Regions from separate parts of the Homo sapiens genome. Here region 1 is linked to region 2. A link is an interaction called in ENCODE POLR2A ChIA-PET data of the cell type or tissue named here. Cell type or tissue: B cell. All regions are shown on one strand. Each heading gives the region's core, and the rest is flanking DNA. Links, peaks and the distances in the headings are about the cores only.

The links. ChIA-PET counts read pairs that join two places held together with the same protein. Peaks named below come from ENCODE experiments on the same cell type or tissue, not always from the same donor. Only the 100,000 strongest peaks of a DNase experiment are listed, where the experiment ranks them.
Region 1: POLR2A ChIA-PET joins it to region 2 with 7 read pairs; 2 of 35 experiments call an interaction of 5 or more read pairs at or near these places.

What each region holds. Positions count from the first base shown.
Region 1 is chr19:3,346,257-3,351,619 of GRCh38, reverse strand. No RefSeq gene overlaps it. Among named protein-coding and RNA genes, the nearest start is that of NFIC, 18 kb to the left of the region's middle. In B cell, for the core only: no CTCF peak of the experiment used is centred there; no DNase peak of the experiment used is centred there.
Region 2 is chr19:2,451,053-2,456,415 of GRCh38, reverse strand. All of the region lies in intron 1 of LMNB2 (lamin B2), which reads left to right. Among named protein-coding and RNA genes, the nearest start is that of LMNB2, 3.2 kb to the left of the region's middle. RefSeq lists silencers at 1-58, 289-468 and enhancers at 729-1,437, 1,438-2,148, 2,205-2,819, 2,820-3,434. In B cell, for the core only: no CTCF peak of the experiment used is centred there; DNase peaks (open chromatin) are centred at 765 and 3,281; H3K4me3 peaks cover 454 bases; H3K27ac peaks cover 507 bases.

The DNA of each region.
Region 1 (5,363 bases), core at 84-5,083, 900 kb before region 2:
AGACATAATATGATGGGATGTTTATAGAGAACAACATAGGATATAATTTTTGTGTGAACCATATATATTTTTTTTTTTTTGGAGACAGAGTCTAGCTCTGTAGCCCAGGCTGGAGTGCAGTGGCACGATCTCGGCTCACTGCAAGCTCCGCCTCCTGGGTTCACACCATTCTCCTGACTCAGCCTCCCAAGTAGCTGAGACTACAGGCGCCCGCCACCACGCCTGGCTAATTTTGTTTTTGTATTTTTAGTAGAAATGGGGTTTCACCGTGTTAGCCAGGATGGTCTCGATCTCCTGATCTCATTATCCGCCTGCCTCGGCCTCCCAAAGTGTTGGGATTATAGGCGTGAGCCACCGCGCCCGGCCAACCATATATATTTTTTTAACCTTTGTACATTTCTTTTTTGACACAGGGTCTTGCTCTGTCACCCAGGCTGGAGTGCAGTGGTGCAATAATAGTTCACTGCAGCCTTGTCCTCCTGGGCTCAAGGGATCTCCTACCTCAGCCTCCTGAGCAGCTGGGGCTACACAGGAGTGCACCACCACAACTGGCTAATTTTTTAAAATTTTTTTGTGGAGGTGGTATCTGCTCTGTGGCCCAAGGTGGTCTTGAACTCCAGGGCTCAAACGATCCTCTCATCTTGGCTTCCCAAAGTGTTGGGTTTACAGTCATGAGCCACCTCGCCCAGCCTGAAACACATTTTTTTTTTTTTTTTGAGATGGAGTTTCGCTCTGTCGCCCAGGCTGGAGTGCAGCGGCACGATCTCGGCTCACTGCAACCTCTGCCTCATGGGTTCAAGTGATTCTCCTGCCTCAGCCTCCTGAGTAGCTGGGATTACAGGCACGCACCACCACACCTGGCTAATTTTTGTATTTTTAGTAGAGATTAAAATGGGTTTCACCGTGTCAGCCAGGCTGGTCTTGAACTCCTGACCTCAGGTGATCTGCCCTCTTCAGTCTCCCAAAGTGCTGGGATTACAGGCGTGAACCACCACGCCCGACCTGAAACACATTTTGAATAACAATCCCAAGCACATTTTGTGCCCAGCATTGTTCAAAGTGCTCATGATACATTAACTCAGGGGTGGGCAAACTTTTTCTGTAAAGAGCCAGAGAGTAAATATTTTCATCTTTGCAGGACATATCATCCCCATTGCACCTGCTTGGCTGTGCCCTAGTGCACAAAAGCTGCCATAGACGGCATGGTCATGAATAAACGTGGCTGTGTGCCAATCAAACTTTACACACACTGAAATGTGAATCACATGTACTTTTCACGTGTCACAAAGTATTCTTTTGACTTCTTTCTACCACTAAACAATGTAAAAAAACAAAACCGAGCAGGGTGGCTCATAGTTGTAATTTTAGCACTTTGGGAGGCTGAAGCAGGAGGATCGCTAGAGCCCAGGAGTTTGAGATCAGCCTGGGCAACCTAGAGAGATCCCATCTTTACAAAAAATTTCAAAATTAGCTGTGTGTGTGGAGCGCACCCCTAGTCCCAGCTACTCAGAAGGCTGAGGAGGGAGGATCACTTGAGCCCAGGGAGGCTGAGCCTCCAGTGAGCTGATGACACCACTGCACTCCAGCCTGGGCAACAGAGGCAGACCTCATCACTAAAAAAAAGTAAAAATTTTAAGAGGCCAAGGCGGGCAGATCACTTGAGGTCAGGAGTTCGCGACCAGCCTGGCCAACATGGTGAAACCTCGTCTCTAATAAAAATACCAAAACTAGGCCAAGGCGTTCAGATGACTTGAGGCCAGGAGTTTGAGACCAGCCTGGCCAACATGGGAAAACCCCATCTCTACCAAATAATAATTATTTATTTATTTTTTTGAGATGGAGTCTCACTCTGTTGCCCAGCCTGGAGTGCAGTGGCATGAGCTTGGCTCCCTACAACCTCCGCCTCCAGGGCTCAAGCGATTCTCCTGCCTCAGCCTCCCAAGTAGCTGGGATTATAGGCACGTGCCACCACGCTGGGCTCATTTTTGTATTTTTAGTAGAGACGGGATTTCACCATGTTGGTCTGGCTGGTCTTGAACTCCTGACCTTGTGATTCACCACCTCGGCCTCTCAAAGTGCTGGGATTACAGGCGTGAGCCACCGTGCCTGACCAAAAACTGCAATTACTTTGGCACCAACCTAACAGTATCATTCCCAGTCTACAGATGAGGAAGCTGAGGCACAGAGAACTTGAGGCACTTCCTCAATGCCACACAGCCAGTGTTAAGTCTGGGATTTGAATTTGGGCAAGTTGACTCATAAAGCCCATCTCCTTAAGCCCCAATGGCTCTACCTTCTATATCTTAGCAGCAAAAAAGAGCAGGAAAAGAAAGTGAGGGATGGCCAGGCACAGTGGCTCATGTCTGTAATCCCAGCAGTTTGGGAGGCCAAGGTGGGCAGATCACAAGGTGAAGAGATCGAGACCATCCTGGCCAATATGGTGAAACCCCGTCTCTACTAAAAATACAAAAATTAGCTGGGTGTGGTGGCGTGCACCTGTAATCCCAGCTACTCGGGAGGCTGAGGCAGGAGAATCGCTTAAACCCAGGAGGTGGAGGTTGCAGTGAGCCGAGATCATGCCATTGCACTCCAGCCTGGGCGACAGAGCAAAAGTCCATCTCAAAAAAAAAAAAAAAAAAAGAAACAAAAAAAGAAACTGAGGGGTAAGCTTCGGGGACAGGAGAAAAGAGGTTAAAATTGCAACAATGGGCTGGGCATGGTGGCTCACGCCTGTAATCCCAGCACTTTGGGAAGCCGAGGCAGTTGGACCACCTGAGGTCAGGAATTCGAGACCAGCCTGGCCAACATGGTGAAACCCTCTCTCTACTAAAAAAAAACACACGAAAATTAGCCGGGCGTGGTGGCACGCACTTGTAATCCCAGCTACTCGGGAGGCTGAGGCAAAAGAATCGCTTGAACCCGGGAGTTGGAGCTTGCAGTGAGCCGAGATCTCACCACTACACTCCAGCCTGGGCAACACAGCAAGACTCTGTCTCAAAAAAAAAAAAAAAAAAGCAACAATGGATGTGGCTGTGTTGGCTGTTTCTTGCCTGTTTGTTTGTTATATTTTTTCCTCTTTCTCCACACTTCTGCAGGGGACGTTATACAAATTGAGGGTGGGGGGCAGGCAACCTCACAAGAAAAGCCACTGAGGCCACTTTTGCAGAATTTGCTCGGCCTTCAGACGTTTCCTCTGCAAGGCATCCTCAGTGCCCCTTGATCCTCCAGAGCCCTGAGAGGTTAACAGCAGCAGGTATGATTAAGCCCATTTTATAGATGAGGAAATTGAGGCCCACAGGTAGCTCTGCAGCCTTAATAACAGCTCCGGTAGCCAGGCCGGGTTCCGGCAATTATCCCATTTCATGCACAGACAGCCCCAGGCCAGGCAGGGGAGCCCTTATTACCTCGTTTGATAGAGGAGGCGTCAGATGAAGGAAAGGGGTTATCCAAGGTCACACAATGGGACCGCTGGCGTGGCTGGATCTGCTGGGGTCATGCCCCTGAGAGCGGGCTCCGGCACTAGGAAGGAACCCAGGCAGCCATGCCTTCCCTGAAAACTCAGTGCTGAAGCTCCCGGAGCAAAGACTGATGACCAGGTTAGTGCAGCCGGCCCCACTGTGCCTGGGGCCCCTCCGTCCCTGCGCAGCTCCATGGGCTGGGACAGAGTTCAGATACGCATAGCCCTTGCCCCTCCCTGGAGTTATTTTATTTTATTTTCTCTCTCTCTTTTTTTGTTTTGTTGTTTTTTTGAGATGGAGTCTAGCTCTGTCTCCCAGGCTGGAATGCAGTGGTGCGATCTTGGCTCACTGCAACCTCCGCCTCTGGGTTCAAGCTATTCTCCTGCCCCCTGAGTAGCTGGGATTACAGGCGCCCGCCACCACACCCGGTTAATTTTTGTATTTTTAGTAGAGACGGGGTTTCGCCATGTTGGCCAGGCTGGTCTCGAACTCCTGAACTCAAGTGATCCGCCTGCCTCGGCCTCCCAAAATGGTGGGATTACAGTCATGAGTCACTGCGCCCTGCCTAATTTTTAAATTTTTGTAGAGATGGGGTCTTGCTATGTTTCCCAGGCTAGTCTTGAACTCCTGGCCTCAAGTGATCCTCCTGCCTTGGCCTCCCAAAGTGCTGGGTTGACACTGGGTGCTGGGTGGGTGGGGCCACCGTACCCAACTGATAACTCATGTTTTAACACAAACTTTCTAAGAATAAAAGTGATTGCAGAAGATCCAGAATGAATGAAGTACCAATATTTAAATAAAGATCGATTACATATTACTGCTTTTGGGGTTTATTTTGGCCTTAGGATGCAACGCGACCCTTCTTGGCCTTGTAGGTCCATGGGACTTGAAGTCCAGATCCCAGGTGGTGCCTGGGAGGAGACTGAGGTGGATGAGGAAGGCATTCCAGGAGGAGAGGACGGCCCAAGCTGAGGTCTGGAGGTAGAAAGCCTGTCAAGCCACTCGTGGGAGAGGTGGCAGCTGCCAGCTGCGGGCCGTGAAGGCCACGTCTGATGCCCTTTGAGTGGGCCACCCCCTTTCCGCCTTTGCAAAATGCTGGAAAGGGGGTGGAAGAGCCTCTGTCCTCTCTTCCCGCCCAGAGTGTGATTTTTCAGGGTGAGCCCAGCCTCGGCTTGGCTCCAATTCCTTCTTCCTGCCAACAGCTCTCTCTCTCCTCTTTTTGATTCTGTCGCGGAGTTGGTGGGGGTGAGGATGCAGGGGAGACAAAAAAAAGCACTGCCTCTCCTTCCCCCACCGCTCCCGGGAGGAATTTGACATGGCAGTGGGCCCGGTCCTCGCCCTCCCCGGAGCTGCCCTCGCCAACTATGACGTGGCCGCTCTGGGGATCTTCCGAGGATGGCACCGGTTTCCCAGCCCCAGGCACAGGGGCACGGAGGGGGCTCCCTGTCTCAGTTTCCCCACTGGGAGGGCAGCAGGACTGCTCCAGAGACCCTGGGTCCCCTCAGACTCAGCTCAGCCCCCACCCCCACCGCCTGTGACCATCTGTTCATCGTTGAAAACCTCGTGGCGTTGGGGTTTTGCTGGTGGAGTCCAGAGCTAAAGGCGGGGACCCTGGGCCAGAAATAGGGAAAGAGGGGGCTCGCCAGGGCCTTGCCTACCACCCCCACCAAGATGGTCTGAGCTGGGCTTACAGGTTGAGTGTGGGGTCGGGACCCCACGGCATTTCTGCACCCACCCACGTAGAACCATCCCCACCACCTCCAGGGAAGCCATCCCACAGGACAGCCCCTGGCCAGAACTGAGCTCAGGCAACCGTGTGGCATGAAGTTCCCCCTACACAAGCGTGGCCACTGCCGGGCTTATACCCCCTCCTCTGATTCAAGAAGAAAAGCACCAGGACTCCTG
Region 2 (5,363 bases), core at 292-5,291:
GTTTCGAGGGGCCCCTGAGTGAGCGGTGCAGTTCGGCCAGGCCCCGCCCACCGCGGGGTGCGTGATCGCGGGGACCCTGGGCGGGGGTGCAGACGGGGACAGGCTCCGGCTCGGGGGTCTCCAGGAGGTTTGGGGGCTTCTGAGTGAGGGGTGCTGCTCGGCTAGGCCCAGCCCACTGCGGGGCTCCCAGTCGCGGGGAACCCTGAGCTGGGATGCAGACGGGGACAGTCCGGCCTCGGGGATCTCCGCCGCGTTTCGGAGAGTCCCTGAGTGAAAGGTGCTACTCGGCCAGGCCCCGCCCACCACGGGGCGCGCGATCGCGGGGGACTCTGAACGACTCCCGGCTTGGGGTCTCCAGGGGGTTTGCGGGGGGCTCCTGGATGAAGGGTGCAGGTCCTGGCCACCGCGGGGTGCGCGATCGCGGGGACCCTGGGCAGGGGTGCAGACCGGGAAGGGTCCCGGCTTGGGGGTCTCCAGGGGGTTTCAAGGGGTCCCTGAGTGAGGGGTGCAGCTCGGCCAGGCCCAGCCCACCGCGGAGTACGCGATCACGGGGGACCCTGAGCAGGGGTGGGGTCAGCCTGGCCTCGGGGATCTCCAGGGGGAGACCCTGAGTGAGGGGTGCCACCTGGGCAGGCCCTGCCCACCGCAGTTTCCGAGATCTTGGGGGACCCCTTGGGAGGGGTGCAGACCGGAGTGGCCCATTCTCTTGGGGACCTCCAGGGGGTTTCTAGGGCACTGAGTGAAAAGTGCAGACCAGGAATGCCCCACCTATGGAGGGGGTCCCAGGAGATCTTCCGTGTCCTGAGTGAGGGCTGCAGAGGGGCCTCCAGCTAGCTCTGGGGACCCTTCCGTGAGAGGTGCATTTTGGGGCCATGGGGGTTACAGACTAGGGCTCCCCACCAAAGAGAGGTCCTGGGGATTTGGGGGCTCCCTGAGTATTGGGCTGCAGCCCCCCATATGCCTCGTCCCTCAGAGGATTCCAAGGAGACTTGGCGGACCCCCCCCAACTGAGGGGGTGTGAGTGGGAGTCTCTGGGGATGAAGCTGGGTATTGGGGTATCTGGGGTGGAATGGGGGTGGTCTCTGGGCTCCAAGGAGACTGGGGGGCCCAGGCCCTCTGAGGAGGCCCAAGATGGGGTGTGTGGGGGGTCTCCCTGGAGTCTCTGGGGTGAGTCACGTGGTCTCAGTTCTCCCTGGAGCTTTAGCGAGTTCCCTGATGAATCCAGAAGAGATTGGTGACTGGGGTGGGAATTAGGCCCCTCATCTCTCACCAGGCCCAGGGTGGGTAGGGGGCCGAGGGAGAGGTTCTGATACCTTGGGGTCCCACGGGAAATTTGGGAGTCCCTTATTTGTGCCCTGGTGTCAGCGGTGGTCTGGCAGGTTCTGCCCCCAAGAGAATATGAAGGAAGGGTGAGAGTTGGGATCTTGGGTCCGGTGGAAAGTGTTGAGGTTCTGAATGGGCCCCGAGGCTTCAGTGCAGACTGAAGGAGAAGAGGCGGGAAAGTCTGCCCACCAAGGGGACATGAGGTCGGGGTGTCTTGGGGTCTGGGTGCAATCTGTCCTGCCCCCCAACCTAACCCTGGGGAGGCTCTTTGTCCCTCCCACTGGCCATGCCCAATCCAAGGACAGGACTCCAGAACGGGGGGCAGGCAGGAGCACCCACTTGATTCCTGCCATGGGTTGGGGTCCTGGGGTCCCTAGGCCCCAGTGTCCTGTTGGGAGAGCTGGGTGCCGAAGTCGGGATTTGCAGCGCCCAGTCCCCACTCGCCCATCTGGAGATCAGAGGACGTGGTGGGCTTCTGGGAGAAGAGCTGCTTGTTGAGGGGGTCGGGTCATTTCTGGGAGCCACTTACCCTCTGTGTGACCTTGGGCTAGTCGCTTACCCTCTCTGGGTCTCAGTGCCCTCGCCTTTGGAATGGGTGTAATTATAATACCCACCTCTTACTTGTGTGTGGGGCCACAGCAGGTTAACTTTTGTTCAGTAGCTCCCTGTGGGTTGTTTTCACAGTGCCCTGGGGACAGGGAACCTGAAAGAATGTAGCTGGTGCCTTCAGGGAGGTAGAAGGAAGATCAGTGCTTGGTGGGATCCCCTGCTTTTCTTTCTTTTTTTTTTTTTTTTTTTTTGAGATAGAGTCTCGCTCCGTCGTCCAGGCTGGAGTGCAGTGGCGCGATCTTAGCTCCCCGCACCCTCTGCCTCCCGGGTTCAAGTGATTCTCCTGCCCCCGTCTCCCGAGTAGCTGGGATTACAGGTGTTCACCACCATGCCCGGCTCATTTTTGTATTTTTAGTAGAGACAGAGTTTGGCCTTGTTGGTCAGGCTGGTCTCAAACTCCTGGCCTCAGGTGATCTGCCTGCCTCGGCCTCCCAAAGTACTGGGATTACAGGTGTGAGCCGCCGTGCCTGGCCAGTCCCCTGCTTTTCAATTAGTGTGGCTTTGGGCAGGCCCCTGTGTCTCTTGGAGCCTCCATCTTGCCATCTGTCCAGTGCGGAGTTGTCCCAACTTAGAGGCCGCCTGCTGGACCCGTGGCGTGCAGGGTTAGAGCTGGTTTCTTGTCTTTGGGCCTCTGTTATCCCACCTGCCAATGGGACGAACAGCTGCAGGGAGCTTTGAGGGTGCAGGGCCTGGTGAGTGCTGGGGAGGTACCAGCCCCAGCCCCACTGGACGCCCCATTGGACCGGCCCTGTGCCCTAGAGGGAGCCTGGCCCAGCCACCTCTCGGGGCCGCAGCAGCATCCTTTACAACTCAGTTCACTCAGGCTGGGTGAAATGCGGGTCTGACTCCAGTGAAGGCAGCCATTTAGCAGGTGACACACTGGCCCCTCCGTGAGCCCTGTCACCCAGCCGTGTCTGCAGGGCATGTGGCAGGGGACAGCTGGGAGTTCCGCCTGCGACTAGTGGGCCAGGAACCCGGCTAGTGGGGAGCAGAGTTGGAAGCCTGCTGGGGTGGGGGCCGCTGGTGGGGGGACGTCATGTGGGCCCACATGGAGGGAGTGACCTGGAATAGCTGGGGGCCTTCTAGACACAGGTGGGCCACGTGGGGTTCAGAGAGCAGCCTCAGGCTCAGGCTGGCAGGATGGGGGCAGGGGAGGGAGCTCTGAACGAGGAGGGACCTGGGGTGTCAGGCCTAAGAGCATGCAGGTCACCTGGACAGCAGGGCCTCTCTCACCTGGCCAGCTTCTGCCCCCAGGGGACTCTTGGCCAAGGCTGGGCATGCCCTTGGTTGTCACATTGGGAGGGAGACGGCATCGGCACAGCGTGGGTGGAGGCTGGGTACTGCTCAGCGCCCCGAGAAGAGAATCACCTGGCCCCCACGAGGATGACGCAGCCCTCACGAGGATGACCCAGCCCCATGAGGATGACCCAGCCCCCACGAGGATGACCCAGCCCCCACGAGGATGACCCAGCCCCCATTAGGATGACCCAGCCCCCATTAGGATGACCCATCCCCCATTAGGATGACCCAGCCCCCATGAGGATGACGCAGCCCCCATGAGGATGACCCATCCCCCACGAGGATGACGCAGCCTCCATGAGGGTAACACGGCCCCCATGAGAATGGCCAGGCCGAGGAGCCTGCTGGGAGGCGTGAGGGACTCAGTTCAGATTTTTTCAGGCTCATAACACGACTCACAGCATCCTGGTGTGTGGCGGCCCCCGAGGTCCTCACACACGCCTTTCTCACTTCTTTTTTGAGATAGAGTCTCACTCTGTCGCCCAGGCTGGAGTGCAGTGGTGTGATCTCGGCTGACTGCAACCTCTGCCTCCCAGGTTCAAGCAATTCTCCTGCCTCACCCTCCTAAGTAGCTGGGATTACAGGCGTGTACCACCACACCCGGCTAATTTTTGTATTTTTAGTAGAGATGGGATTTCACCATGTTGGCCAGGATGGTCTCTATCTCTTGACCTTGTGATCTGCCCGCCTCAGCTTTCCAAAATGCTGGGATTGCAGGTGTGAGCCAGTATGCCTGGCCTTTTTTTTTTTCTAGACAGAGTCTCTCTCTGTCGCCCAGGCTGGTGTGCAGTGGCGTGATCTTGGCTCACTGCAACCTCTACCTCCTGGGTTCAAGGGCTTCTCGTGCCTCAGCCTTCTGAGTAGCTGGGATTACAGGCGCCCACCACCATGCCCGGCTAACTTGCTCACTTCTTTCCTGCCCGCAGGAGTTCACCCTTGCACACTCGTACAAAACCAGGCCAAGCATGGGTTCCACATTCCCATGTGACACTAGGGGGTGTCTTTTGGCGGTGTGGATGAATCGCCATATACAAGCATCGTTGGAGGGCTTGGGAAAGGGTGGGGTGGGGGCTGGCCAGATGGGTATTTGTTGAAGGAGGATCACTGAGTGCTGGGGGCGGGGGCAGGTGCAGGGAGGCCGCGCTGTGGCCCGTGTCCAGGCGCGGGAGAGGCAGGTACTCCAGGTACTTCCCTGCCAGGCCTTACGTTCCCGAGGGAGGAGACCTGGCTTCGGCATCTTCTGTCTTCCCCTGCCCCGGTGTCCCCTGGCTGCTCAGGGCTGCTGGAGGGGGTCTCGGAGGCGGCCCAGGCGAGCGTGGAGGATGGAGTCCACTTTGGAAGTGACCCCAAGCCGGTGTTTGCATTTTCTGCACAGGGCTGTAGTTCTTAGCCGGGCCATTTTGTCCCACCGTGGCCTCCTCCAGCCGAGTTATGCTGCTCTGTGTGTCCGAGGGGTCCCAGGCAAAGGCCATCTCAGGCTATCTGAGCCCTGCCAGGCCCACATGTGTGGACACACTTGTTGACTTCCCTCAAGCCTAGCACTTGCTAGATGCCGTGAAAGATGAAAGAAAAGGCCCAGCCTGTCCCCAGCCCTTTGCAGCGCCTCACAAGCACAAGGAGGCCGTCCTGCCCCGGCACACCCGTTCCGCAGGCTCAAAGGGTCTTTGTGAGGTGCCCCAGCCTCTAGAACTTTCCTCATCATCACAGCACGGCAGACCAGGCATGGTCAGCAGACTTTTTCTAAAAAAGGCCAGACTGTCTGCATCTGAACCACTCAGCTCTGCCATAGGATGAAAGCTGCCTTAGCCCATAGGTGAATAAGTGGGTGCTGCTATGTGTCAATAAAACTTTATTTATACACATGGAACTGTGAAGTGCATAGAATCTGCCTGTGTCACAAAGTCTCTTCATCTTCCCCCCTGGCCTTTATCGTTTTTGTTTTTGAGACAGTCTCGTTTTCCAGGCTGGAATGCAGTGGCACAATCTCCGCTCACTTCAACCTCTGCCTCCCGGATTCAGGCGATGAAGCGATTCTTGTGCCTCAGCCTCCCCAGTAGCTGGGATCACAGGTTTGCACTGCCACGCCCAGCTAATTTTTGTATTTTTAGCAGAGATGGGGTTTCACCATGCTG